Linked DNA regions of Mus musculus: all the other regions are linked to region 3. Evidence: chromatin loops called from intact Hi-C (ENCODE). Cell type or tissue: left cerebral cortex. All regions are shown on one strand.

Region 1 (8,000 bases), 170 kb after region 3:
TCAACTTAGAACAAGACCCATGGCCTCCAGCAGAAGACTTGCAGATTCTTACCTGGAAGGGTGTGATAGACCATCTCAGACAGACAGACAGACAGACAGGACAGACATAGAGAATAGAGGACTTGGTAATTTTCACATTTGTGCCTTCCTTCACGCAAACTAGATTAGCATTGCACTAGGTCTGAGATTGTAAGGTCCTTGAGGAATACATATTGAGTGATAACGTGGCTTGGAATTTATTACATTATCTCATATGAAAAAGCAACCCTAAAAGAGTTTAAGTTGTTTTTCATGAACTTAAATATTCTCCCAAGAAGCATGTTTCCCCTAGAAATTGCTCGGCTAACGCTGTCACCCTTAGGGCATGAAGATTAACAAAAGCGTTGTTGTTATTGGAGAGATCACAAAGTCTCAGTTAATATTCTCTTGTGATAAAAGATGAGTCAAGGGATGTTGTGAAACAGGCCTCAAAGAAACTGCAAAGGGGAAAACAGAGTTCTGGACTGGTAAGTGACGACAGCAAGCCTGCCTCTGAGCTTCTTTTCACTGAAACAAGCGCTGAGATGTGTGGGGAGAAGATGCTTGCCCTGGACTTGTTCTGGATCTGGGCATGGGCAGGTAAATCACATGTCATGGTCAGGAGTGTATGGTGGGACAAAACTTCTCCCTCCATGGCATGACCTGAAAGAGTTGAGAAGAGAAAGGAAAGACCTGGGCAAGGTCTGAGTCACCCCAAGGTGACTACCAGGCCCCACATCTTAAGGTTTCCACCAACTCCAAATATGGCCAAACAGTGGGGCTTTTAAGAGACATCAAGAACTGAGGACAACTCTCCGGTACCTGAGTGCTACAGGAAACCCAGGGTGACAGTAGTAAAATCAATCAACAGACAAATACTATTCCCAAATGCTTGACCCACTCACCTAAAAGCAAAAGCCAAGAGTCCCTGAGTTGAACAGTTTGTATACAGAACTGCGGGTGATCCGAGATCTGACCCTGAGACTCGGGGCGGGGCTAGGGATGCAGCTCCATGGCGTGGGCGGGTTGCTTGCCTAGCAAGCACAAGGCCTGGGTACCAATCTCTAGCATTCGTGAGAGCAAGAAGGGAATGCCATGTTCCACTGCTTCTTCTTTGGTGTTTTCCTCTTCACTGGTAACAGCCACTCGGATTCTGGGGATGCGAATTGTGGTTAGAGGCTTATCTAACTGTGCAAAGCTGTCACTACTAAAAGCTCCCAGCCGTGCGCCAAATGGTTGGTCAGACAGAGCTGCTGGCAAGAGAGGTTCAGATGAGGTCAGGTTCACACCACTGGAAAGGGAAGCAGCGGGACTTGGTGGCTTTTGTAGTCTGCCGTGTTCTACTAGTACCCAGCAGTAGAGGCTGCGTTCTGAGCCGCGAGGCAAAGGACAAAAGCTGAGTGGTTAGAACCACTCAACTTAGAACAAGACCCGTGCTGCCGTGCGCAGCAGTGTGGAGAAGCCTCGGAACGAGGAGAGGGGAAGCGTAGAGTGGTCTGTGGAACTCTCATCTAAAAGGGAGTAGACAAGTAACACAGGACAAAATCCCAAAGGGGAGATGGGAGTCGGGGTGGCGGTGGGGGTCAGCGTGTATAGCCAGCCACAGACAGCAGAAGCCCCTCTACTCGTCCAGCTTGCTTGGTCTCGTGACTTCGAACTCAGACTTGAGTAGTTGCATATGTGAGGTGTCATAAGTTCTGAAAATTGTTTTCAGAGATCACACTGCACAGAACCGACATAAGCAGAGGTCAGAAGTTCTCTCTCCCCTGCTTGGTCCCTATGTAAACACAAGTCCCAGCCATGCGTGTTGCTATGGAGATGTAACCTGTGTCCCCAGCATTGACCTAGCTAGTGTTGGCATGGCGAGAGACTTTTATAAATAACAACGTCTGAGTGAAAACTACATGTGTCACTACTGGGGACACTCTTCAGCAGTCCCTGGAATTCTCTCTCTCTCTCTCTCTCTCTCTCTCTCTCTCTCTCTCTCTCTCTCTCTCTCTCTCTCTCTCTCTCCCTCTCTCCCCTCCCCCTCTCTCTAGGTGTGTCTTTGTAAATACAGCCAGCAGGATGAGATGAGCGATGAACAGCCCTTGCTGCTGAAAGTCATCAGATTTTCTGTCAGTCATCACAGAGAAGCTGGCCTGAGGTGATTCACAGCTGTGGAGCGGCTACCTGATTTTAAGGGTCATCAAATTTTGGTAAATTAGTCTTTCCTGCAGGAAGCTATTACTTGCTGTTCTTGGTTTAAAATAGTCTTGTTTCCCGAGAACATTTGACTTGAGGTAATATAAAAAATATTATACTAAGGTACTCTCTCCCCTGATCTTTTATAGTTCACTTTTGACAACCCAGAAGGAATCCAGAGACTGCAGGAGGAGGCACAGATGCCCGAGTGATGGGATAACCAGGCCAGTGTTACAGAGACCATCAGGAGAGAGACTCCGAGCCTCCTGTGATTTGAGCCACCCCTCTCCAATCAACTGGTTAAAGGGAAAGCTGATGGTTAGAATAGAGAGGACAGGATCAAAGCCATCCAGTTATTTTGGAGGATGGTGACCAGATACCTAGAATTTGGGGGAGGACCCATCTCAAAGGAATCAGCAGGAGACTGTGGGTTAAAAAGATCCAGAGTCGGGTGGAATTCTGTGGCTATCCCTCCTCCTATCCCTCCTCTGCCTCCCGCTCTGCCTCCCCTGCTGAAGAGCCACTCTTTATTCTCAGGCCGACTAAACTGAAGGCCTTCAATCACCAAAAAGAACAAGGACAGTGGCAAGGAGTGTTTCAAAGAGACTGTCCAGATTTCTGGGGGGACAGACATGGGCCTCATCATCGAAGCTAATAAATTCTACCTCCGTGGCCCTATGAAGGATGGTAGTAATGACCCGAAAAAACAATGCTGGTGCACAACGAGGGCCAGGCTCTGTGCCAAACGCTTTAAATGTCAGGTCTCATCTTAAACTCAAATACTATCATTTTCAGCTTTTTTACAGAGAATGATTCTGAGAAGCAGGGAATTGAAGCACTTTGCCTGAAGTCACACACACAGCTAAGTCAGGACCCCCGCCTTGGTTGGCCGTCAGCCCCGGTGTTACACTGCCCCCTGCAGGGTGGTTAGGGAGGAACAACTTAGGACCAGGGTGGCAGCTGAGACGGCAAACCTAAACCTAACGCCTCCTGTGTCCTAACAGGCATCTCAGCTAATTCTTGGTTCCTCTGCGGGGATGTTATGTTCGGGGTACGCTTGAAATAGACGGGGCTTGAAAGGGTTAATGGCTGACCAACCTAGAAGACAGCGTGAGATACTAGCCAGGGCACTGCACGTTCAGCCAGTGGTGGCTGCCTAGGAAGCAAGTTGCTTCTAATCGAGCCTCAGAAAAGGATTCTCACATATGAGATATCAAGGTATCTGAGTAAATATCGGTTCACATGGTAAACAGATGTTTGTTTCAGCCATCTTGGGAACTATGTGTAGAGTCGTTCAGTGACACGGTGACTGTGTAACCATGGCCCATCACCCCCAGTCCGTTCTCTCACTGGTCATGATGGCCACTCTACAAACGCTTCTGCTTTGTGGACACCGTCTTTTGGGCATACCCACCCTGTGGAGTCTGTGTCACCATCTGTTCACACTGACAGTGAGCTGAGCCTCGGGTGGGCTTGCGTTGAACACATGTCAGCTACACGCTAAGGTACCTGTCACTGGCATCTCCATGTTGAAAGCCGGGGTCTTCAAGCTGCACATTCTGCAAGCCTCCTTGTTTGCTTTAAGGCGAGGCAAAAGGCTACTTCTTCCTCTGGGCACATGGGTGTGGGGACCAGGAGAAGCAGATGAGTTTGAAAGTCTCTCCAGTGGAGCCCATACCCTCATCTCACTCCAGCTCCTTGAGCACACCCACATCTTCTTTCTATCACAGCCTAGCAGCCCTGATCAGCCGCTGAATATCATCCCATGTGACTGTCACCTCTGCAGGCTGTCCCAGCTATTAGAGTATCGGCTGGGAGTGTGTGTTCGGTCCACATGGACTATGACACAAACAGTGAGTGCCCTTTACAGCCATAAGATGACAGAGCAGCCTTTGGGACACACTCAGCCCTGTGTGGAGATTACATAGAAAATTTACTCCCAGGCATGACAGTCAATGCTCCTAGACAAAAGGGCTGTCTGTGAACTCGCAGTACTGAGCACGGTATGGTTTGTTAACATGGCAAATCCTGGGAGGATCATTCCACAGAAGAGACCTCTGACAAGGCTGTGAGTGTCTAGTCAGGCTCCACAGGACTATGAAAAGCATCTGCAGGGGTAGGTGTCTAAAGTATTCTAAATAGAAGTCGGGGGACAGTGGCAGCCCCAGAAGAAGGAGACCTGTATGCCCCACTGAAAAGAGGCTACAGGTGTTTGAATCGTCCCTCTTCTTCCATCTTCACATTTGGAAGCCTTATGTGCCAAAGCAGGAAGACACGGGAAGTCTAAATGCCAGCGAAGGGCTCACTTGAGGGTTTTGTTTGGTTCGCTGTAGTTTCTGCTAAGCCTCCGTTGTAAGGTGGGTCTGATCTGATCTGGAAAGCTTTTCTTCTTCTTTACAGTATCAAGCAAGAAGTCAAATGCCAAAGCTGGAAAAGCAGAAGGTGCTGGAGGGCGATGTCTTCCCACACAGCCATCAAAGTTGGCTGCACTTCAGCTGCTGACAGTCTTCTAGAAATACCTTCTAAGACTAACACATCTTCTCCTTTTTACAAAGAAGCTGAAAATCCAGATGGTTTGGGTGAAACATTCTAATTTTTACAACACTATACAGGGCAAACAAAAAATATCCCTGGTCAGAATTTTGTCTGCTGCCTCCAACTAGCAAAACCACGTGACAGAACTCTGCTGTTCTGACTGCGGACGGGAAAGGGGTGGGTGAAGCTCAAGCTTCCGCCATGTCTCCATGGAGAACGGGAGGCCGGTGTTGGGTGATGGAAGATGAAGAAAAGTAGACAGAGAGGCTCTGCTAAGAGTGTGGGAAGTTAGACCACAGTGACATTCTTTCCTGCAGTGCTCTGAGGAAACGGCAGGATCAGGTCCTAAGCACTGCAGAGATGGTGCTGTGGCCCTCTCTCCACTGAAAAGCCAAGGCTGGGTGAAGCACTCCTTGGGCAACAGGAGCCTCTGTGGTGAGGACGCTTTCCCTAGCGGGTACAAGGAGTCTCTTGGGATCCGGAAGCAGGAAATCCATTCTTGGGAAGGAGCAGAGACCTACGAATTGCAGCTTTCCTCCGCCCCAGGAAAAGTCACCCTGCTATACAATTTCAAGTCTATTTTCCTGACAAAGATGTAACATTTGGCACACCTGTGACATCAACCGTGTTCTCAGATGCACCTCCTGGCAGCTCGTTTATGGGGATTTTAATTTTATCACAGGTTTAGTTGTACAACAAAGCATTAGAAGCCCCAAAACAATGACAGGCACAAAATAATGGTGTTTCACCCAGTGGAAAATAGAGGTTCTCTCTCTCCATTCCCCTCCCCATCTCTCTCCAAGTGCTCTCAGCCAAGTCCTCTACTCCCTCACTCTTCTCTTCTCTTCTCTTCTCTTCTCTTCTCTTCTCTTCTCTTCTCTTTTCTTCTCTTCTCTTCTTTCTCTCTCTCTCCCCCCTCTCTCTCTCTCTCTCTCTCTCTCTCTCTCTCTGCTGTTCTCTCAACTCCCCTCCCCATGCCCTGAATCAACTCTATTCTATACTTTAAAAAAAAGAGAAAGGAAGGAGGGAGGGAGGGAGGGAGGGAGGAGAGGAGAGGAGAGGAGAGGAGAGGAGAGGAGAGGAGAGGAGAGGAGAGGAGAGGAGAGGAGAGGAGAGGAGAGGAGAGGAGAGGAGAGGAGAGGAGAGGTTTATAATTTGAAGGAAAAGGATAGAATAACACCTACAGAGCAAGTGTCAGGCTTTCTAAGATGGGAAGGACGATGATGGGCAACCCTCACACATAGTTTTGTTTTTTGTTTTTTGTTTTTTTTTAATGTAACAAATGTTCAACACACTTGGTTATTCAAAGGAATTCATCAACAAAGAGACCCAGCCCTGTGATAAAGTGACTGCTGATTCAGAACAGACAGTGTCTAGACTAAGCTGCCTCTGTGCACAGATGCAGGTCAAACCAGGTCACACCCAGCCCTTGTTCTATGCAGATGCGGACAGTGTGGGAAGAGAGCCCAGGACACCTAAGGGATGAGTCCTTCTTCCCAGCACTGTCTGAGCTCAGTGGGTTGCCGGCTTCCATACATGTCTTGGGGGCAGACCAGACCTGAGACACTGTGTGCTAATGAGTGTGAACTTGAGAATATGTATCAGGCTGTCAATCATTTCTCAAATTTAGGACCACTGCACAGGCTGATAATTAGCCTGAATAAAGCTAAGTTGATGTTTTCAGTTGCTCCAGGCAAGTCAGGCAAGCTACCAAGAATTAGCATCAGTGGCCTGGAGTTAAAAGCCGCATCCGATTCCCCTGCCCTGTGTAATGACAGATCCCGGGCTTTGCTTTTTCCTGGTTCTTTGAGCAGCCGGCCATGGTGGAGCTCATTACTGCAAAAGGAAGAGCAACCTGTATTAATAAAGCCAACTTATTTGGGGGGAATTGACAGGATCCGTGTCGATAAAGTATCTGATTACAGATAAAATGCCAATGTGCAAGGCGGCCCCACCATCCGGTGGACCCTGTGCATGTGCGATCTATCTCACCGTCGGGACCTCCTGGGAGAAAATTAATTCTGCTCCGGACGGAACATCAAACAACAGTGCTGGTCATGTTGTCAGGAAACGGAGCTACTTGTCAGCCGTGAGCAGGACGTTTGACCAGCGTGTTTAGTAGCTGAATATAGAGTCAGTTCAACAGCCAAGGAAATAATGAATGCTCGTAGAAGCACAGGAAGACAATCTCTAAAAGCCACAGTTCCTTGCATGGATTTCTAATATCCCCTCAGTGTTTGCATTCGGATCCCAGCTTGAACAGTGCAGGGGAGGGGTTGCAAAGCTTAATTTCCTACACTGTTTGGCTTCTTTTATTAGCAAATACTTCACATATAACCCATACAAAACCCTAAGTCTGAATGGAAGGAAACGTTAAGAAGGATTCAATGGTGTGGACTCTTGCTAGATTCACGTCTATCAGTGTAAACTAAATAAAATTGGGCCTATTTTATTTCCCCGTTTTTTTGTTTTTTTTTTTTTTACCCAGCCAGCAAGAAGTTCACTGGAATTAACAGCTCTCTCAAAGCCCGTGCCGGCCAAAAGGTGTGCCTGCAGCACCACACACATCCGCAGCCTAAGTCCACTTATTCCTTAAATAGAAACTGAAAGACACAGTAAAACTTACAAGTCTGTGCATATATTGAAATAACCTTAGATTACAGACCACTGCTGGTGCACAGTACACACTTTAATTTCAATTTTCTCAGTGAATATTTACCAGGTTTACTCAAGGCAAGGCTGTCTTCCAAATCTGGAGTGACCCTGCAGTAGATGGGCCTCATTTGCCTGTACCTGAAAGGCCTAAGAGGTGTTTCATCTGATGAAACATCACTGAACGTCTTCAAGAGGATCTTTTCACTGGGAATCTGTGGGTCCACTGGTCCTAGGATTCTTAAACACACTAAGTCTAACAGCCCCCTCTTCTGCAATGACCTCTGAGCCTTAGATTTGGGGGTGTTTTGAAGAAGTAGCCATGGGACTAGGCTCTCGATTTTTATGTGAAGTGCTTAGTACCGCCTGTGTAACATGATTGGCGAGCTAGGCAAGGTGCCCTCGCTCTTCTCTACAAAAGCAAAGTGAAAGCTGTCAGAATCAAACAGATGCCTCTCCCGACCCTGACAACACAGAGTGGATGAACCCCGGAGGCTGTGCAGGAAAGGATCTAAGGCATGGCTGCCTGCCGGAAACCATCAGGAAAGACTCTGCCAGGACTACTCTCCCCACATAGAAGCCACCACAGCCTTCACAAACAGTACCACTCT
Region 2 (8,000 bases), 120 kb after region 3:
TTTCATAACCAAAGACACCGAGAAACACAAAAACAGGTTTGTGTCTTGGTCTTACTTTCTATTTCCGGTTTGATGGCTCAAACCCACGTCCTTGTCACAACATTGCATGATGATTTTCTTCTCTGTGTGTGCAAAGGATGGTTTTATTTTTATTTATGTGTCTTTGGACATGGTGGTAGAGGGGCTGCTTCTTGATGCTGGAGTTACAAGCAGACATGTGCAGCATGGAACGGGTTCTGGGAACTGAACTCTGGCCCTCTGCAAGGGCAGCCAGTGGCCATACCTGATGAACGGCATTTGAAATCCACTGTTCACTGTTCATTGTGAGAGGTTCTTGGAACCTAGCTCAAGATGACCTGAAACTTACTACATAGCCCAAGTTGGGTTCAAAATTGTGGCAATCCTCATGTCTAGTCTTCCTGAATATTAAGATTATAGCCACATGCTACCACACTTGGCCATATTATGGTTTTATTGGTGTATAAATATGACCAGAAGATACTTTAAAAAAGAAGTGTAGAATAATAGCCATCTCTGAAAGTAGAATCCTTTTGCAATTAATTTTTGCTTTATGATTTGTCTGTTTTCCAATTATTTTCATATAATAATTGGTGATTTAAAATATACCTAAATAGAAAAGGTCTCCCAATTAGACTTGAAATCAGCCCGTGGTTTTCTTGTCTCATTGTTCCTTCAGGGAAACTCTTTCTTCTGGTCTTGGTCCCTGCCAATTCCTTCACTCCTGTCCTGGGCGTCATCAATCATCTCTTGACTCTTCTTGTTCTTCTCCCTCCTGCTCTGATCTTTCACCCATTCAGCAACAAATTTTGCTATATTTACTATCAATCTGTTCCCAACTTGCATTTGTCCCAAACTCTCTGCAGTCAGCAGCTGGGCACCTCATCACCATGGCTGAAACTCTTTCCCCAAGCCCTCGGTGCCTCCTGGGTCCAGACCCCTGTGGAGCCATTCTGCAGATTTTGAGCACCTGGGCCCCTGGCTCCCAGACAGCATTCTCCCAGGCCTGTTCCTCACCAGGGAAGAGTTTCTATTCCTGTGCTTCTGCTCCTTCCTTCCTCTGCTCCTCCTCATTCAGTCCCTAATGCTCTCTCGGCAGCCCTCTCCTTCTCTACTGTCCCCATAGACAGCTGCCTCTCCCTCCCTCTCTCTGGCACTGTTAGCTGAACCCTTTGGCAACAGATTCCTAATTGACCTCCCACCTCCAATCTTTTCCAGACCATTAATCCATCCTCTGCATCTACAGCAGCAACATCTCAAACAGCTCTGCTCATCTATTTCACTCCCTTGCTGTAAAAGCATTCTCATTGCCTCAGCGCCTACACTGCAACCTGCCTTGGGAAGTCAAGATTTTCCAGAAACAAGGCTTCAGCTTTTCAGATGGTGTCACTTCCTCCTGCCAACCAGCCCCCCTGAGCAGTCTTTGGGCTTTCTTTCCATCCACAGGATGCTGCATATGGCTGTCCTGCTCTGGAATTCCTCTCCTGAGCTCTTTCCCAGAAGCAGGAGCTCTGTGCCCCTTGCACCAAGGCCCCCAGGACACCTCCTTGTTTGCAGGATCCAATTTGACACTTCCCTTTTCTATGCAATCGCTGTGCCATATTTCTATAAACAGTGTCTTGCAGCCACAGGACAGGGTCCCCTCTTGGCACACAGTGAGTCAGCTACTGTTGAGCGAGGAATGCATGAACACCTACAGAAATGTCAGGGAAAACTGTAGCAGATTCAAGCCAATGGGAGGCACTGTGCCAATCTGTAGACAATCCTAGCTGTTCTGGTATATTAACAGATTAGGTATGTCTTCTGAAACATGGCTAGGGGCTGAACAGTTCTTCATTCCACTGTTTTCCACGTTGGTGGATATCTGTAGACTCTATGGATTGAATACTCCTGATCTGAATGTGCAGAATACTCTGAAAGCCGAAACCCTTAAACACAAACACCATGTTTACAATACTTTCAAGTTCTGAGCATCTCATATTTATCTTTCTAACTGTACATGTTGGTTTTTGTGCATGAAATATGCATCGTATGAACCGAATGTCTTGGGTGTACATGCAGAGATCAGAGGATTACACAGGACGTCCTGCTCCATGCTATTCTTTTAGGACAGGGTCTCTCACTGAACCCAGAACTAGGCTGGCAGCAAGTCACAGCCAACTTCTGTCCCTGGGATGGGGTTACAGGCACATGTGTGACCACACTGGGGTTTATCCGGTGTGCTGACAACTGGAACTCAGGATGTTCAGCTTGTCTAGTAAGTGTGCCTACCCTGTGAACTGTCTTCGCAGCCTCATAATTCAGATTTTCAGACTAGAGAAGGCCAAGCTCCCTCCATATTATATTTGCTATACATTCTTTTAAATGTCATTATATGTTGTGAGAATATGAGACTCAACTGAAAATATATGTGACAGTGCTAATGTATCTGATATACCTACAAACTAAGGATCTGGACAACATTGAACTCAGCACTTCTAAAACTAAAAATCATGTAGGGGTTAATTTAATAACATAACTATTTCTATTTTAGCAGAATTGCACCATTCCCACTGGTGCATTTACAATCAGCAAATTTGGGGTTGTCAACCATGAGTCTCCATAATTTGTGGATACAATTTGAATTTTTTTTTAAAAAAATGAATTGCTAAGTAGGCAGAAACTGTATTGTGCAATATACATCTTAAGTGAGCATTCGGAATGATTGATGTAATAATACAGTCAACATAATAACAAATATTTTCACTGGTACTAAACTTGTTGCAGGTTTACTGATAGTTCTGCATTTGTTTAAAAAATGTTAACGCACCCACAAGTCATAGATTTTCCAAGCCGCTTCTCTGATTTACTGCTGTGTGAATGTGCCAAGGAGTGGTGTCCTTTTTCACAAAGACTAAATGGTGTTTAACGATTGAAACCACCGTTTTGTGGAGCAAAGCTGCAAAAATTTATCAGGTTAGCTTCATATCCTACTAAAAGTGCAATGTCAGATCCCACAAAACGTGTTGATGCTCAGCCTGTAAATCCATGCTGACCAATGTGTCCTAAAGTAGGAGGGACAGCAGATGTTTCAGTGCCTATTCTGTGAAACTTAACATACGGCTGAGCTACAGAGCCTTAAAAGAATAACAGGTCTGAGATAATTCATGGCACTGGAATTACTGATATTTAAACAGATGTCACTTTTTTTAGCGAATGGAAATTAAGGTACAGATGGTGAGGGCTGGGTAGCCATTGTGGATTAAAAGAATCTACATTTAGAAAATTAAATATCACAAAGTTTATAATCATGTCCATATTTCTTCTGAACTAAAGAGGAGGAAAAACTTGAGAGTCCAGGCTTCTAGATACTTAGGAACAAACCAGTTTCCCTTGGTCCATCCCTTTGTTGTTTAGGAAGAGTTACCCAGTCTAGCATACAGAGGGAGGAAAGGCACACCTCCATATCTAGGACCTTGTGGAAAATGGCCCGGGCTAAACACTCTCGGATGTATTTTTGGTGATCCTGCTTCATGTTGTTAACTTTGTATTCCTTTTCAGAAAGTATCCTCCCACTTCTCGTTATCTGTGGTGAGAGAATAAAAAGTGTGAATAGATAAGTAGAACTCACAAAGAAATACAAAGTAGCACCATGTGTTGTTAGGTACCAAGAAAGGCAAGGGAGAGAGGAATGGGGGAGGAAGGAGAAAGAAACAAAGAGAGCAGAGGGAGAGGAGAGAGAGGAAGAGAGAGGGAGAAAAAGGAGAGAGAAGGGACGGAAGGAGGGAGGGAGAGAGAGGGGGGCTGGGGGAGGGAGAGAGAAAGGGAGGAGGGAGGAAGGGAGGGAGAGAGAGAGAGAGAGAGAGAGAGAGAGAGAGAGAGAGAGAGAGAGAGAGAGAGAGAGAGAGGAAAGTGGCCTTTTCAAAGCCTAAGGAGAATACCATTGTCACTAATGAACTTCTGCTTTTAATGAATATTTCATCAAGCAGAAAGGAAAAAGGAAGTCTCTCTTACCTGTCAGTGTGAAAACACACACAGGTGGTACACTTGACGTTTAAAACAAGGTTTTCATTAGAGTAACAATTTTCCAGTGACGGAACCCAGGTGTTCTTTTCAGTCTCTGAAAGCACCCTGGGAAGAGGAGGTGCTACCTTGAAAGAGCTCAGGAGAGCAGGCCTGTGGGCTCCCCGGAAACCCTGGGGGGGGGGGGGGAGGCTAGGCAGACAAGCCACTGAGGAAGCCTTTGGTTTGTCTTGAGAAATAATTGGTTTCATTGACTCTCATTACTCCCTCCACTTTGCAGCCCCAAAACATAATTTAATTTGCTATGATTTAGAATTTTACAAATTACAGAGAAGTGTGCAGAGGCTTTAATATATATATATATATATATATATATATATATATATATATATATATATATATATATATATATATATATATATATATATATATATATTGGTCACAACGGGGATCACTACTACGTGTCCCAGAGTGTGGATTTCTGCCCCTCACTCTTTGCTTGTCTTGACTCTGTCCCTGGGCTCTATCTGCTGTTGTCCTCTGAGCTCCCTGTAAGAGCTGCTGGACAGCGCTACCTCCCATCAACATGCTCCTGTTAAGTTTAAGGTCAAACCACCTTTACATTCCCTTTCTTATGTTTAGGCGCGCGCGCGCGCGCACGCGTGTGTGTGTGTGTGTGTGTGTGTGTGTGTGTGTGTGTGTGTGTGACCGCGTGCGCCTATGTGCATTCGACTGAGGATGCCAGCCAAGGCAGCAGCTGTTGAATGCCCTGGAGCTGAAGTTGCTGGAAGTTATAAGCTGTTCTGTGTGCTCAGGTGCGTGGTCTTAACAGGAAGCCATCTTTCCAGACCCCACATTCATGTTCTTAATTTCCTTCTTCAATTTTAGCTGTAATTTTATACTGTTGGTGCTTCCTTTTACTTCAGATAACCCACTTAAGGTGTCTAGAATGCACCGACTTCGTGTCATTGCGAAGTGTCTAGAGTTAGGCCTTCCTGACTGCCATTACTATATCTCCTTGGCAGTTGGCTTGTTTGTCATCGTTATCTGTCTCTGGGATTGTCTTCTCTCCCCAGTTAGGCTGGAAGCTCCTGGAGAGTCACAGCGCTCACACTCTGAGTGAAGTGGGTATAACCCACCCCCACCCCCCCAAGAGCCCCGAGAGATAGAGAAACAGCAAATCCCACAGGTCTGGGGTGAGTTTCAAACTCACATCTTCTAAGGAGTTTCTGTGTGATGTGAGCACGGCAGGCTGCAGGCCTCTTCCTGGATCCATTTCTTTAGAGCAAGGAGCCACGCTGTCCTTACCTGACTTGTCATACTTGTAACAGTGTTCATTGCATGCTTACGGATGGTGTTAAGTAGACACAGAGCCCTGCCCAAAGAGCAGGAAGCTCACAGTGTTCATAGTCACACAGGGATTGCAGGGTGACTCACTGCAGGTCCCTAACAGTAACAGCCATGGTGATGGTGGTGGTGTGGGGGCTTGGGGGTAGAGGGTTGCCTTCATTTCACAATTGAGGAAGTTGGGCTGCAAGTGGTACACCTGTAAGTCTTGTTCCTGGCAGAGCCAGGTTTCACCTCACCCTTCTGATAACAATGCCCCGGGAGGCTGCAAGGGACTTTCTCCTGAGCTCCACCTAGCCAGTGCCAAGCACACAAACAACTATTAGAAGCACAATACATTTCTTTCAACATCAAAACAAGGCTGTACTTTAAGAAAGCAAACAGCCAACCCAGGCTAGAGCCACACCCCTTCTCTTTCAATGGAAAACCATAGGGTTTTTTGAGTTAGATTTTTTTCCACCGAATACACATTTAAAGGAGCAGAAACTGTGTGGGAAGAAGGGCTTTGAAGCTGATGGAAGGCACTAAGGTATCAATAAACCATCACAGGGAAATGAAAGTTCAAAAAATAAAAAAAAAAAAGAAAAAGAAAAAGAAATAGACAGAAAAGGAAGCCAACTGTTTATGTTTGCCACACCATACTCTATGAGTATTAAAAATAATATTTTTCTTCTGAAACAATAGTCTTCTCTGTCCTCCTTACTCTTTAACAGTGTCTGGTCCATAGACTGTGTGCTAATGAATGAATAAATAAACAAGCCAACTATGCTGTTGAAATCTCTCAGGGAATTTTTGTCAATAATTTATGTTTCCTTGGTAGCCATTGTAACCTCTCTCCTTTGTTTAGAAAGAGCTCCAAATAAAAAAATCAGAAGTTAAAAGGGAAGTAATTTTTCTGAATTAGTAAGGAGAAAAAGATGTCACAGACTCAAAGGAAAGCTGAAGAAAGGTTGGGAATTTGGGGACTTAATTAAAGAAGAAAGTGACCAGAACTCAGAGCAGTCTTACCAGCCCAGATCTTAGGAGGTGCCGCCTGATCCTGGTGTTGTTAAAATACCCAGCCAGGTGTTTATCCGTAAGGCTATTATATGTTGCAAGTAATCTGAAACAGAAAGGAGAAACCATTAAGGTTTTATGAGGGTTGCTTGATAACCAAGGCCATTTTTGGCAACACTGCCTAAGCGAGCACGCTGCCTTGCATTTGTAGACAGATTTAACAGCTGACAGCCAACGATGCATTTGAAGACAGGTACAACAGTCAGCTGAGAGGCTATGTATTTCAGGTCTTAGAGTGAGAGGCAGGGGACCCTCTTGGTTTGGGTTATACAAAAGAGAAAACCAGAAATGAGCGCTTAAAATGTGGGTGAAAAGTCAGAGAGTCTTAGCAGTGGGGGTGACAAGGAAGCAACAGCTGCTTCAGCGTTCCTCTGCTTCTCCTGTGAACCCTCACACCTCACACTTCTCTCCTGCCAGCAGGAAGCACTTTGGAGGGCATCCTCCATCTGCCAGGGGGCTGGGAACTGCTGACACTCAAGTGCGTCCTCAGAAAGCATGCCCTGGTGTGCCCTGGCTTCTATGTGACCCTCCCTCCACATCAGGAAGCCCCACGTTACATCTCTGATTCCACAATGTAGGATTCCTCACTAGCCCTCGTCCCCCTCTGGCTCTGAAGACCAAGTGCACCCCTTGATTCTAAACATTCCTCCTGATGTTGTCTGCTGGGATCTTAAACTGTAAATGTCCTGAAGAAATAAAGATACCATTTTCTGTGGGGGTTTTTTTTTTTCATATTGACAGAAAGTCCTAACTTATGCCCTAACATTTTTGACTTCTCAACTTACTCACATTCGTCTAGACAGCTTCATTAAACCAGTGTCTAGTACCAAAACTTTAATGTATGGAATATCTTAGATTTTTAGGACATTTTAAGAATTAAAGGAAGCCAGATGTAGTGACACACATATCTAAGATCCCAATATTCCTCTCGAGACACAGAAGCAGGAGGATTTCAGTTGGAGAACAGCCTGATCTATTTAATAAGACTCTCTCACCTTAGGACAAACTGAATTCTTGGCTATATACTGTACCTTAATACATGCTTGTGCTCAGTCTACAATTCATGCTTGAAAACTGGAAACTACTTATGCTCTTTAAACCTAATTTTATCATGTACCTTAAAAAGTATGCACATACTTACATGTATGTACATGCAGGCATATATACATATATACATATACATATGAACACACATATATGGGTTGGGTGTGTAGCATATGTATGTATACATCAAGCCTTACCACAGTCCTGTCCTTTAAAAAAAATGCATAAAATGCAGCAAGGATTTGAACACTTGAACAGCTGCTTCTTAGCTTCTTCTGACACTACAGTAAGGACTCATAGACTGGAGAGAATGTTAACAGGAATTTTATTTAGCTGTTTGCAAGACCTTAATTATGGGGAGATTAAATTGGTGACCTTTTCCTGTCTCTCTTCTCCTTAACAACCCATCTCAGAAAAGCTCCATGCTGCCAAATGGTCAGGAAAGTTTAATTTTGCCCACAAAAAAAGAGTGAAAATCTGTTACAAAGCCCAGAAGCCAAGGTGCCACATGAAGGCTACAGACAGGAACAACT
Region 3 (8,000 bases):
CAGAACTTCTGTATGATTCACAGCCTCTGGGTAGCATTGTTTTACCTTAACCTTATGCTCTTTGGAAAACTTCACTAGCTGCATATCACCTGGTGTCTTTAAAGTGTCTAATCAGAACATCCATGCCAATAGTGTATGAATATACACCGAGACATGTGTGCTAGCAAAGTGTGTAACTACAGAGGTCTGTGCGTAAAGCAGTGTGTTTATGTGTGTCCTGGTGGGGAAGGTACAACTTCTACCTTCTACATCTCTGCTACAGGTTAGATAACTTCTTTTGCATTTATCTTATTAATTCTCTGATTCTCTTTGTTTTGCTGTCTGTTTCCAACTCAATTTCTTCCTGACTTCTTTCCATTGTATTTGTTGTTGTTTAAAACTTTTTCAGGCCAGTTTTGAAGGTCTCTTTGCCTTCCATATAAGCTTACCTTTTCTTTAAAAACATTTATGTTATGATTTCCACTAGGTTTCCCATCTTCAGTCTTTAAGCTCTGATCACATGGCTGTTCCTATGGATTCTTGGCTTTCCTGCTGCCCTGTCCCTTCTTCTTAGTTCTTAGTTCTCTTATGAGCTCATATTCCATGAGCCTGTAAAGCCATGGAAAGAAGTCTAGCCCACGGTATATACATACATACATACCATGGGCTAGACTTCTTTTTTCTTTACATGTTACCTGTAGCTTAGTTTGAAGTGGGCACTCGTGTCTTACATCTCTTGCGTAGGGCAGGTTTTATTTTTCCCATTTTCTTAAACTTGGTTGTCTCTTTAAGATGTTAGACATTTTAAATGTTTTTATTTTTTATGTGCATGTGTATGTACATCTTTTTGAGTATTTAACATGTATGAGTAGGTTCCTGAAGAAGCCAAAAAAACCAAAAACAGAACAAAACAAACAAACAAACAAACAAAAAAACAACAGGCATTGGGACGCTGGAGCTAGAGTTAAATTTGCCTATAAGCTGCTCAACCTGGGTGCTGGGAATTTAGTTCAAGCCCTCTAGAAGAGCAATATTTCTGAGCCATTTCTCTAGCTCCAAGACTGTAGCTTTTTAAAGGTGTTTATCACCTGACCTCCTACTTTGTTTGGGTTAAGTATCTGCCACACACACAGCCTTCCAAAATTCTACCTAAAGGCCAACAATAATCTTCGTGACACGTATATCTGTGTAGAGTGAGGGCCTAAACCAATCACTTGATTTTTGTTCATACCTACCTAGATTATAAGCATATTGCATTCATAAGCATCTCTCCTCTTTTTATACTGTGTTCCTTAGGACAGTGTTCAGCATAAGTATAAATGCCTGTTATAGCATGGGCAAGTGAGCATTGCAAGCTGCCATCAAGATAATGCTATCTAATTCTAATATCAATGTTTCGAAGTAATGCTGGCTGAAGGCTCCCACTCTTTAAGGAAAGCAAATTGAGACAGGCAGTTTTAAACAATGGATACAAAACTATTAAGCGGTGGAAAAAATAAGTTCATGATTGAACCCAGGCCTATCTGGCAGTGATTCTACTGTGCGTTAAGACTAAACTTCAACCTTGCTAGCTTGAAGCACAGGGTTTCTCTGTGTAGTCCTGGCTGTCCTGAAACTCACTCTGTAGACCAGGCTGGCCTTGAACTCAGAAACCCACCTGCCTCTGCCTCCCAAGTGCTAGGATTAAAGGCATGTGCCACTGCTGCCAGCTTTGAAGTTCTTGTAAGAGGCAGATAGACGAGGAGACCCCGTGAAGAGCTGTCCGCGGTGCTGAATGGTCTCCCACTGAAGAGTGACAAATTCAATACAGCCTTAGACACCAGGACTACAACGCTTCTGCTCACAGAGAAATTCTCCTACTGACACTGGCCACCTTGCTTCATTTTACCTCCTAGGGACAGATTGTAATCAGCTGCCTATAGACCCAAAGCTCCACACATCAGGACTAACTCATCCCTCACCATTGTCTTCAATCATTTACCTCCAAATCAGCCACCGTGGATACCTGGAAAGGCAGCAAGCTCTAATCAGAACATATAACAAGAGTTACTTCCTTCTAGGAATTTTACAACCAGAAGTGCACATATGATCCAGTTTAGAGGATAACTCTACTGTAATGCAATTTCTTTAGGTTTTGTCAAGCTATATTTCTTTCCATATTGATTAAGTGTATTCTGCATTAAAGCAATCAGTTTGCAGAACTCACAACCTCTGGACTTAACACAACAACAATATTGAGGCTGACATTTAGTGCAAGAAAAACAAACAAACAAACAAACACACACAACGACTTGCTAGTAATGAGGAAATGGAGTCACTGTCCTCTCTCATTCATAGATGCTATGTGGGTTCAGTACCTAAACCTGACGTTACACACAAATCACTATGAGGTTCACAAATCTGAGAAAATGATTTTTAAAAAGATGGTATCGTTGGTTTCCCAAAGTAGTTATTAGCTTCCTCCAAGATGGCTGATTGAATGTATAGCTAATGAGTTTTTCATCAAAGCTCAGTGCTTATTTAAGCATCTCATTAGCACCTTTCCCATCCTTCAGCCAGGCCCTCTGTGCTGAGAGGAAGGACTCTCTGAATATGTGCCTCTGTTAAGCCCCTTTGTCACTACGGTATAATGAGGAGAGTAAGATGTCACTTGCCTAAATCTAGGGGCAAGGCAATTTTTCCCAGGTATTTGTCATCTCTGGAGTGTATAATTTTTTATGACCCTCACTTGCTCAAGGTCATTCACTCAGCTCATTAAGGGTCTGAAGTGAAAAAATACATAAATGGCGAGGAAGAGAAGCCAGAATCCAAGCAGGTGCCAGCATATCTGTCAGCTGCCCCTTTTATCTTTTTTTCTTTTTAAGTTAAAATATTTTTCAGTTGTCCATGAATTTTCCTAATTAATAGAAGCAGGAAAGCTTTTGGTGTTCATGGGGTGTGGGGCTAAGAAGGAAGCCTATAGCCATGGGTGCTAGTGTTGTATGGGTTTGGTTGGGCTACCTCCTTGCTATGAGCCTGGTGTCATATAAAGTACATGAAAGATGGGAGCTGGTTCAGCAATGTGAGGCTCTGAAGTGTATCCTCAGAGTTCATGTAAAACCAGAAGCTACAGTGTATATCTGCAAGTCCTGGGCTCCTAGGAAGAGACAGTAAGTGGAGACAGGAGAATCTCGCTATGTGGGCAGGCCAGCCAGTCTGCTACCAGCAACTGCCAACTGCAGACAACAAAGGACGCTGTCTCAAGCAAAGTATAAATGGGAAACCAAAACCGAGGCTGTCCTCTGACCTCCACATAGTCACCATGGTACATGCACAATGCCATCTCTACACACAAAGACACACACAGAGAGAGAAAGACATACACAAAAGCGCGCACAAGGGCACACACGCACAAAACAAAAGTTAAAGGAAGTAGATGTTAAAATTATTTCCATGAAGGTTCAAAAATCTAGAATATTCATCGGTAGTGCAAAAGCCACTTAATATTTTTTTATAAAAATTCTTTATTCAGCACAGCCCCTGGTATCACACCTGTAAAGCAACACAGTGGCATTTGCCAACAATTCCCAGATTCGGGAGTGAAATAAAGATCCCACTGTGCCAAGGACTACCCTCAGACCTCTGGGATTCTGCTTTCTTATCTTTCCACAGAATCAGTGAGAAGGGGCCCCTGCAGGACTCCCTCCCCTGGTGAGAACCCTAAACAGCACTGTTAACCTCACTTATAAGTTGGCTTGCTCACTGGCGCCATCTGGCCCTCAGTGGGGGCGCTGCAGGGAGTGCAGCGGCGAGAGATTGGAGAAATCCCCCTAACAAAGGCATACAGCGTCAAAGTTAAGGAGTGAGGAAAAAATGTCAATCTGTCCCTGACTTTTAAAAGCCGCCCTTAGATTGAAACAACCTTTCTCTCTCTCTGTGAAAAATGTCAAAGAAAGAATATCAAACAAAATATTCTGTTCAGAAGAAGTGCTGGGAGAATGGGAAATTAATGAAAGGGGAGATAGAAGAAAACCCTGTGCCTGTGTAAAATCGGTACTTCTTAAAGAGAAAGCTTTAAGGACCAGGAGTTACGCCACATATAACGCATTGCACGAGACTGAGAAAGACTGAGAAAGTGACATATTTAGGTTACAACGGCTCAGTCGAGCGAGCGAGCAAGGAAAGATGTCTTCCTCAGCTGGGCGGCTCTGCCACCATTCTTCAGCTCTCCCTGTCCCATGGCAAGCTTGTTAGCAGCCTGAAAGGGCCTCCCTGGTAACCGAAGGGCCTGTTCCTCCTGATGCATTTTGTAATACTAATTAACTAATTCCCAGCCACATAAAGGGAACCTGTGAAGATTCACCAGAGGCAAACTGCTAAGCAAATGATGACAGACTTCTCCATTTTCAATTAGACGGAGTGGCATATTGTGACAGCAACAAGTGGACCGGGCTTTCTAATGACAAGGGTTCTGTGAGGGTTCCATTCCTGGAAATGAAAAGGAAGCCTGGGCCACGTGTCTACCCTTGTGCACATCAAAGCAAAATTCTGCCTTTGGTTCTGTTTGTGTGCCACCGAATGTAAGATTTAATCCGAAATGCCGCCTTTTGAGACTGCTTCTGTTCTCTGGAAATGTCTGACAGGACACGGCACAGGGACCAGAGAGAACAGCCAGCCTAATTAAACCGGTACAGGTAGCACTGCGCTCAGCCACAGCAGCCCTGACTCCAGCCAGCCCCACCCTGCACCAACCGACTCCACTGTTTGTGTTACAGATCTCTTGCTCACATGGCAACTGTTGCTATGTTTGCAGTAATAAGTGGGTGATGCTAGTGTCTCAGTAATGACTGTGTTACAAGAGCCATGATTTCCAAATGGGTTTTTGAAGCTGCTCACACAATGGCACTGCACAGAGTGACAGCTTTAATTTCCATAGATTCTCTTTCTTTTCACCTTTAGTATCTTCTGTATGGACCGAATCTAACCCCCGTAGAATAGCAAGAGTGACAGCTCTCTTCCTTTGGCTCACTGATATTTAAAAAGGATGTTTGTTATTCTAAAGGAGCATTGTTTCTTACTATCTCTTTAGAATCTATGGTATTCAGTATTTCTTCTACTTAAGTAATAGCAATTAAAGCTATCAGAAAACATTATGGGCCCAGGAAGAAAGCCGCTCCTGTATTAACTACAGGAGAGAGAACAGCATCTGCTATTAATATCTATGACATTAGCTGGATGCCCACATTAATGAGCAGATGTTTGAAGAGCTTCAATCTCAAATAAGTCTGAAAAATTCATGAGTGGGTATTTTCCATGCTGCAGATTCTCTTTCACAAAGACAGTGAGCAGATGAAATCTGTTTTGTTTCCTGATCGTGATGAAGTGCTTCCTTCCCAGTAAGTGTTGTAGCACTGCTCCTTCGGCAGAGGTGGGCCTTATCTCAGCTCTGGGGGAAATATCTAGAGTGGGTAGCATATCATTGCTATGCCCACTGATAATAATATCAAACTAGCCAAACCATGGAAGAAGATACATTGTGTACTCTGATCATTAGCCACCTTGGTTGAGACATTGTGAATTTTTTCTAGGCCAGTTATAACACTGCCAACCACAGCTCTTCCGCGTGGCAGAACCATCAACCTTCAATCAGTATTCCCCAAATGAGCAGGCTGAAGCCAGAAAGGATGAACAACCTGCTGGAGGCTTTACAGTTAGTGAACAGCAGGGCCATGATCTGAGCCTGGATCCAGTTGACTCTAAAGTGTGTGCTTTTCACTCCTTGCTGAGGAATTGTGACAAAGAGGGGGGCTGTTCTCATACTACTCCCCCACATGACCACAAAATCCCTCCCTGTGTGGGGTTTCAGGTTTCAGGACCCACCTCCATACTGAGGCAAGTGAGTATGCACTTGATTCTCACTGTGTGGCCCCAGGCAGCAGCTTCCACATCTGTGGTAATCTGTTGGAAAGACAGACCGGCCCAAGGAGACAAGCTAGCCTCAGTCTGCTCTTTAACTAGCATCATACAGGTACGTGCCTGAGAATGTACAACAAGATCAAAGGCATGCCACTGCAGTCTTTAATGGATCAAGATGCCCCTCGCCTCCATAGCTTACTTCCTGCAAGTTGTAAAGCCTCCACTTAGAAGCAGTTCCAGCCCCAGGTGTCCATGAGACTGAAAGTGTGACTGCCTCCTTTGCAGAGGCTGTTTCTATATTAATTCACTGACACATCCTTGTGACTTGTGTCTGCAATACCAATGGATACAGTCCATGGCAGGAAAGAAATCACTGATGCCTGTGGCATAGACCTTTACCTAATTCCTGCAGGTGTGCCTGCTGAAACTAGAGTCCAGTATAAAAACAGAAAAGATTTCAGAGGCTCAGAAAGCAATCCCTGAGTACACTGGTTTCAAGCAAATGTTTCTCTTCTGTTACATTGATTATTATACAGGGCAACTGGCACATGGCAAAACAAACTACAGGAATATGAGACCAACAGGGATGCTGTCTGTTGCTGTCTTTCCCCATCACACATTATGAATGGAAAGTGTGGCTGTAGGGTAGTTACTGCCAACTCAGTTTCGGTTTTATGAAAATTCTTGTTGCTTCTGCATCAGAATGGCAACTTTCCTTTTTAAAGTGTAGATACTTCTTAGTTTAGTGACAGCTTAACAAGTGCACATAATTAGTAAGGGCAATTAATTAATGCCTACCTTTATGTTTTAAAATACATTAAAACAAAATTGAAAGATTAGGAAGTGGCGGGGCGTCAGGGGGCTCTAGAATATACCAAAGACCTGGGAGGTAAGAAATGCTCAGGACTCAAAGGGAGGGACCTTAGAAGAAATGCCCAATAGTAGGGAGAGGTAACTTGTAGAAAGACAGAGCATCAAGTGGAGGGATGGAGTTGCCATCCCACAGTCAAAAACTCCAACCCAGAATTCTTCCTATCTAAAAGAACTGCAGGAACATAATTGGAGAAAAGACTGAGGGGAAGGAAATCCAGTGACAGGCTCAAATTGGGTTCCATCTCAAGCTGAGGCTCCAAGGCCTGACACCATTACTGATGCTGTGGTGTGCTTACAGACAGGAGCCTAGCATGGCTGCCCTTGAGAGGCCCAACAAGCAGATGACTAAGACAGATGCAGATATTTACACCCAACCAGTGGACTTAAGTCAGGGATCCCTGTGGTTAGGGAAAGGCTAGGAGAAGTTAAGGAGTAGGGTGACCCCATAGGAAGACCTGCAGTCTCAACTAACCTGGACCCCTGAGATCTCTCAGACACTGAGCCACCAACAAGGCAGCATACGCTAGCTGGTCCAAGGCTCCTGACACATATACAGCAGAGGACCAGGGGTCGGGCCTCAGTGAGAGAAGTCACACCTAATCTTCAAGAGACTTATTACTCACTATTAAGTTGGGCTAGCACCTTTGTGTTTAAAACTTTCATGCAACCATCTTGTGTGTGTGTGTCTGTGTCTGTGTGTGTATATGTGTACATGCGTGCATGTACATGTGCATGCATGCATGTATGAGTGTGCATGTCTGAATGCATATGTATATGTCAATAGGTGTGTGTTTGCATATACATGCACATGTATGCAAGTCTGTGTTTGCTTGTGCCTGTCTTTCTGTATGTGTGAGTGTATGAGTATGTGTCTGTGTGTGAGTGTGTGTATACATGTGTGAGCACAAGAACATGTATGAGGAAGTCTGAAGACATTTGTGGCAGTCACTTCTCTCCTACCATGTGACACTGAACTCAGGTTGTCAGGCTTAGTGATAGCGTCTTCACCCACTGAGCCATTTCTGAGGCACAAGCCAACACCTTCCATTGTAGTTTGTTCAAAACTACAATGAGATCCATTTATATACATTTGGTTAAATAAACAAAAGGAATTACAAAGTTAACAGATTTTGATCACTTATCACAAATATATGCTGATCCCCCACACACAAATACAGAGCATTATCTACCAAACACCCCTGGTGTTTTAATGGGCTGGTCTTGACAATCCAAATATAGTCCCTTATTTTATA

What was found. Peaks named below come from ENCODE experiments on the same cell type or tissue, not always from the same donor. Only the 100,000 strongest peaks of a DNase experiment are listed, where the experiment ranks them.
Region 1: it touches region 3 in a loop (4-fold over the local background); 9 of 42 quality-filtered maps call a loop at or near these places.
Region 2: a loop joins it to region 3, with 2.2 times the contacts of the local background. A loop is called at or near these places in 3 of 42 quality-filtered maps.

The regions. Positions count from the first base shown.
Region 1 is chr3:154,648,335-154,656,334 of GRCm38, reverse strand. No RefSeq gene overlaps it. Among named protein-coding and RNA genes, the nearest start is that of Tyw3, 55 kb to the right of the region's middle. In left cerebral cortex, a CTCF peak has its summit at 3,123 (motif pointing left); DNase peaks (open chromatin) are centred at 3,116, 3,905 and 4,763; H3K27ac peaks cover 1,369 bases.
Region 2 is chr3:154,694,208-154,702,207 of GRCm38, reverse strand. It overlaps a transcript of Erich3 not described here. Among named protein-coding and RNA genes, the nearest start is that of Erich3, 13 kb to the left of the region's middle. In left cerebral cortex, no CTCF peak of the experiment used is centred here; DNase peaks (open chromatin) are centred at 1,366, 1,677, 3,104 and 3,505; H3K27ac peaks cover 2,041 bases.
Region 3 is chr3:154,813,636-154,821,635 of GRCm38, reverse strand. All of the region lies in intron 23 of Tnni3k (TNNI3 interacting kinase), which reads left to right. Among named protein-coding and RNA genes, the nearest start is that of Gm20389, 110 kb to the right of the region's middle. In left cerebral cortex, a CTCF peak has its summit at 3,719; DNase peaks (open chromatin) are centred at 4,209, 4,705, 5,369, 6,094 and 2 more places; H3K4me3 peaks cover 638 bases; H3K27ac peaks cover 1,859 bases.